2 separate regions of the Mus musculus genome follow, and region 2 is linked to region 1. A link is a loop called in an ENCODE intact Hi-C map of the cell type or tissue named here. Cell type or tissue: gastrocnemius. All regions are shown on one strand. Each heading gives the region's core, and the rest is flanking DNA. Links, peaks and the distances in the headings are about the cores only.

Region 1 (2,908 bases), core at 187-2,686:
CCAAGAACTCACGATAATGCATTTACACACACTGGGAATTGGAACTGGGAAAGCAGGTGCAATAGGTGGAGCACCTGCCTTGCAATCATGAGGACCGGAGTTTTATCTCCAGCACCCACTTAAAAAGCCAGAGGTGCTAAAACATGGCTATAATCCTGCTGAAGAGGGAGATTTCTGGGGATTGGTGGCCAGACAGAGAGCCCTGTGCGAGACTCTGTCTCTAAATGTAACATGGGGAGTGACTGAGGGGCACACATGGTGTCTACTTACACAGACACACATGCCTGCACACATGCATGCACACACGCACACATGCCCACATGCACACTCGCTCACTCACACACACACACACACATACACACATACACACAACTCACAATATACAGAATGTATTTGTAAAAGAAAATGGGGATGGATAGAGCAACGGCTCTGCAGTTAAGAGCACCTGGTGCTTTTGCAAAAAACCAAGTTCAGATCCCAGGATCCGTGGTGGTGGCTCACAACTGCTTATAAGTCCAACTTCAGGGAAACCCAATGCCTCTGGCTTCCTCATGTACCTAGACTCATCATACACACACCTACCTGCATACAGACAAACATGTCTTAATAATCATAATAATCATAATAATAATAATAATAATAATAAATCTTTAGGAGAGAAGGACAGAGGGGGAATATATGAAAATGCTCATGAGTAGGCATATGCCTATTAGCCTACCACCCAGGAAGCACAAGCTATAATAGACTTGCTGTGATTTTGATGCCCACCATGGCAATACAGCAAGAGCCTGCCAGGGGAATGAGTAGAACAAGGGACATGGAAGGGGAGAGGGACAGGGAGAGAGACAGACATGTGGAGCCAGAGGAGCCTGAGACTAGAGGAATCGTGAGGATTGGGAATTCAGTTTGGAATCAGGAGAAAGTTCTGGAGTCAGGCTCTGGCTGTGAACCTGCAACAGTGAATGAGCTGAATAATGTTACCGCCTTTGAAGCTGGCCTTAAAAACGGCCACAGTGGCTTCATCTGCACTCCCAGTGTCTTTGAAGATAAGATATTGCTTGGGTAGCACAGGCAATGATGTGAGTCCCACACACTGCCTCCTTCAAAATGATGCACAGCTGAGCCTGGTTCCTACAAGGAAGCTTTACAGAGTCGTCAGCATGTTGGTGGCCTGCCAGTGACTGGGCATCCCTATCATGCAGCCACGGGACGGGTTCCTAAAACAGTGCAGTGTGTTCTCCCTAAAGGACACTGAACTCTTCACACAGAGTTCAGTTCCTAGCTCTTCTCTGCAGGAAGTACAGACAACAGGTTTAACACTACAACTCATGTTGTGTAAGTTTGTTTGTGTTTATTTAGGGTTTGATGGGAGGCAGCTACCAAGGTTTTTTTTCCTTTATTGTAAATGGGAATGGAGTGGACACAGAAATTCTATGCATCACCTTTGAAAATCAGCAGTAGAAAATGGCTCTGAAATTATGCTCAAGGCCACAGAGCTCAGCAGAAAAGGCCATCCACCCCACCCCACCCCTACCTGAAGTGGAAACTTAAGGGTTCTTTGGAAAGTCAATTGGATGGTGTTTTGCTGGGGCAAACACATAAAGGAACATTTCGTTAAAGTGGACATAGGTGAAAGGCTAAGGCAGACTCATGAAGGAACCACTAAAGCAGACACAGGAGAGAGGTTGTTTTGCTAAAGCAAGCATGTGAAAGGACATGTGATGAAGGATTCTTTCCTAACAACACACATGTACTGGTCTGCCTCACATTGCATAGTTAAGCTGCTTTTGTCGGGATACCATAGAGAGAAATGCACCAAAAACAAAAAAAACAAAACAAAACAAAAAAAAAACAAAAAACAAAACAAAAAAAAAACCTCCTCGTGGTGTGCTGCAGTTTCTGGCCACGTCTGAAGTCTCAGGCTGATTAGAGACCCATACTGAGTCAAAACTGGTCCTGAGGTAAAGCCTGTGCTGAGGCAAGACTCGTGTTGAACAAGGCATGTGGAGGACACATGATGTTTGGAGGGTCCACAGAATGACCAAGACAGTGCTTGGCTTGCTGGTAAAGCTAGCTGTGCAACACGTGTGGGCCGCCTGCCTGTCTTCCCTGATCTTCACTTCCCTGAGAGAGGCACAGCTGAGAACTTCTCCTGATGATCCTGTTGGTCCCTCTTGCTGACTTGTGCCAAGGCCGAGGCCTGGTTGTCTCTGCTAGGTCACATCACTGCTTTTGCTAAGCTGAGACTCTATTGAACTGGATTGCTAGTGTATCTGTAAAGTGTTTCTGAGTGGATCAAGATGTCTGCTAACCTGTGAACTGAATTGTCAATTTCCAGACAACACAGATGGATGTGCTCCAAAGAATCTTTCTAAACAGACCCACTTCTCCTCTCCCCTCTTTCTCTTCCACTCCCGCTGATGGGTGGTAGGCTACAGGGAAGGTTAAAGCATTTAAGAACCATTACTAAATGTAAGGTTTGAAAAAAATAAAGTTTCATCTACCCCCCCCCACCCCACACCCTGCTAGTTATTCTCCTCAGACCCTCAGCAAAGAAAGTATGAACTACAATTTCTTATTGCACGCATCCAAAATATCCAAGTGGATTTTTATAAAGATACGTTTCAGGTTAAACTTATTACAGAGATAACAAATTCTATCTTAGTGCTCAGGAAATTGGTTGTTCTCTGTAAGGAGCCTGAAATGTTTTCTATACACAAGTCATTCAAAACTGAACAGCTCTAAATTCCGATAATTCCATAATCCTGATGGAGTTTCAGTTCACCATTTATAAACAACAACTGAAAAATAAAGGTCATTGTGTAGTAGTAACTAGTGATGTTTAATTACTTGGCAATACCTTATAATCACGAAGACATTCTAAGATCCAAACACTGTGAGGGTGTTA
Region 2 (2,908 bases), core at 281-2,780, 110 kb after region 1:
GAACGACGTCTGAGGTGTTTCATTAGGTAAAGGCAAAGCGGCCGGGCTCGGGGAAGGGAATATGTTTTACAAAGGACTGTTCACAGACCTGGGACACACACACACACACACACACACACACACACACACACACACACACACACACACACAGGCACACAGGCACACAGGCACACACGCACACACAATCTCTCCAGGGAGTTCCGGTGTGGTGAGGAGAAGCGGTTAAGCTTCTCTTTCACCTGCTGAAGTTCAGCCATAAAACTGAAAGGTCACAGTCACCGAGGGAAGGAATAGGCAGGGCTGAGTTCAAACCACAGATAAAGGTGAGTGCACACTGGCATATAGGGAAGAGCTGAGCCGGAGCCCCAGCACCGGAGACAGAAGCCGGGAAGGGAGTCAGTTAGCACCTACAAGACCAGCCCAGAGCAGCAATTACTGCTCCATTGGAGCAGCAGGGTCCGCTGGTAGAGACAGCTAGCTCACGATGGCATCTTGCAGGTAGCTGGCAAACGTGAAGGGCCAGTGCCTTTCTTCTCCAAGAGAATCTTTTGCAGCAAGGAGCAGTCGGGTCTCGCGCCTTGGCACGAGACGGTTGCCCGGGTACACACACACACACACACACACACACACACACACACACACACACACACACCAGCCTTTCATGTAATGCTCTTACACCGATCGAAGATGAAACTGACAAGCTCTACCAGCTTCCTTGCGGAACCTCGGGAACAGCCTAGGAGCACAAGGGGAGCCCAGCCCCTGCTGTAGGGGTAGGGGCTCAGCCTAGAACCCCTCGGCTGCCCCGGAATTAGAACAGAAAGGCAGGGAACGTTCCCTCTTTCAGCCCTAGACCATTGGAAAAAAAGGAAAAAACACGTTCTGCTCACCCTCAGGGCGGAGAGATCGATTTCATCCAGGCTGCGAGCTGGGGAGTCGCTCGCCATGTCGACTCTTCGCGGGAGAAATGGACCAAAACCACCCCGAAGCGTCTTCCTTGGCAATTCCACCCCGGTCTATTTCGCTCGCGTCCTCATGCGGCTGTCCGCCAGAGAGGCCCGGGGCCCAGCCTCCCCCGCCCACCCGGGCCCCAGCAAGAGTCCGATCCCGATCTTCCGAGAGCGTCGATCCGCGGGATCCCGGAGCCCGACCTGCGCGGATCTCCAAGCCCGGAGCCGCGGTGCGTGTGGGCTGCGCGCCCTGATCGGCTAAGGGCGCTGGGGCTGCGTGGGTGTATTTAAATGGGACATGCTTCTTTGCTTGTGCGTGGATGGCGGCTGCATTGGCTGTTATAATGAGACATATCAACTCCTCCACTCAGCTGGGAGGTGGGGGTGGAGAACCACACAGAACTGTCTATCACCGCTTCCTGGGAGGAGTGGGGGGGGGGGGAGAGGCGTGGTCTCCGACTGGGGAGAGGCCGCGCTTCCTGACCGGGTCCCTCCGCCACTAGCCAGGGTGGGGGAGGGGTACGCACCCTTTCCGCCCCAGCTTTTGAGGGTTAATAGTGCTGAATCTAAACAGCCGTTTTTGAGCCTCTCTGTGCAGGAGCCTGAATGCTGAATATATATTTTTAATGTGTCCAATTTGTGCAGTGCACCAAAATGGCTCTTCGATCGTATCTTGGGGTTTCTTGACTGCGTTCAGATACTCTAATGGTGAAAAGGGTGGTGGGGAGAGGCAGCGGGAAAAGGCAGCAGCGTCCTCCCTCCCCCATTAATTATTTGTGGGGCTGGAGTAAAGGCGGGCCGGTGCAACCGGTGCATATAAGGACTTGTGCGCAGGGAAGGGGATCCGCCTCCCCGCGCAGAGCGAGTTGGGGAGAAGCTCACACGCGCCGAGCCGGCAGCCTGGCTTTGGTGCTGAGCAGTGGCCACAGGGTCACGGTCATTCGCGGCCACTGGGTTGCAGGAAGGCAGGCCCGAATCGTCTGTGGTTCTCTAGGCTGAGTAGGTTTGCTAGAAGCTGGAAATCCGAGAGATGTGAGCTCTGTCTGGATATCGCCACACCCAAGACCTGCGCGTGCCGCAATTCCCCACGGAAATGACCGAATTGAAAAGAGAAGCTTGCTCCCTGGGTGCAGTAGCTCGAAGGATTCAGGTGACTCCAAGGCCGACATTAATTGGGCAACATAGTACCTAACCCAGTGTTTCCTCCTTTGTAGCTTTTCCGCGGTGACCTACCTGGATTCATGGAGAAAGTTTGGCTCTAGGATAGTGAGCCCTGACCCGCGAGCTATTTGACTTCGCTCGCTTTTTCACTCAAGAGCTGGGTGTTTGCAGTGGTAACCCGTCATTCTTTATCAAAAGTGTAAAGTCACTTCCCCAACCCTCTCGCATCCTTGCCTGTCTCCTAGTTTGGCCACGCAAAATACGTCGGAAGAAAACATTTATAGTGAACTCTTCCCACTGGCTTCAACTCATCAATAGTTCTGAGTGTTCCTCTAGCATCTACTGAGATAAAAAGCTAAACATACTGGGGGGGGTTGATTTTTATTTGACTTTTTGTTTTGTTTTCTTTTGGGGGGAGTAGAGGTTCTTTTTGATTTATCTTATTGGTTGTTTGATTTGGTATGGTTATGAGACAGATCTTAAGTACTTAAAGGAAGTCTTCCCTTCACTGTGCAGCTGGGGATGGCCTTGAACTCCTCATTGTCCTGCAAATGACCCCCCCCCCCCCGCCCACCCAAGTACTCAGATTACACATGGACACCAACACTTGGGCTGTTGCCACTTCTTTTTAAAGTCATGAAGAATAAACTAATTATGAGCTTCAGAACAAGTTGAAAGAATGAATGAACGGACCAACACTAATGAAATTAGTGTTAGCTGGACTGTTTAGTCTTGGACTCATTGGGGTGGGTCATGTGCTCTCTAAACCATACCATGAAACTAGAATGCTGTTCCGA

Evidence for each region. Peaks named below come from ENCODE experiments on the same cell type or tissue, not always from the same donor. Only the 100,000 strongest peaks of a DNase experiment are listed, where the experiment ranks them.
Region 2: it touches region 1 in a loop (3-fold over the local background); 3 of 42 quality-filtered maps call a loop at or near these places.

What each region holds. Positions count from the first base shown.
Region 1 is chr3:28,368,124-28,371,031 of GRCm38, reverse strand. All of the region lies in intron 2 of Tnik (TRAF2 and NCK interacting kinase), which reads right to left. Among named protein-coding and RNA genes, the nearest start is that of Mir466q, 50 kb to the left of the region's middle. In gastrocnemius, for the core only: no CTCF peak of the experiment used is centred there; a DNase peak (open chromatin) is centred at 1,162; H3K27ac peaks cover 2,124 bases.
Region 2 is chr3:28,261,682-28,264,589 of GRCm38, reverse strand. It overlaps Tnik (TRAF2 and NCK interacting kinase), which reads right to left and starts at 1,376. Exons shown (of 33, transcript NM_026910.1): 1 at 891-1,376. The coding sequence starts at 947. In gastrocnemius, for the core only: no CTCF peak of the experiment used is centred there; DNase peaks (open chromatin) are centred at 509, 1,400 and 1,804; H3K4me3 peaks cover 2,110 bases; H3K27ac peaks cover 2,005 bases.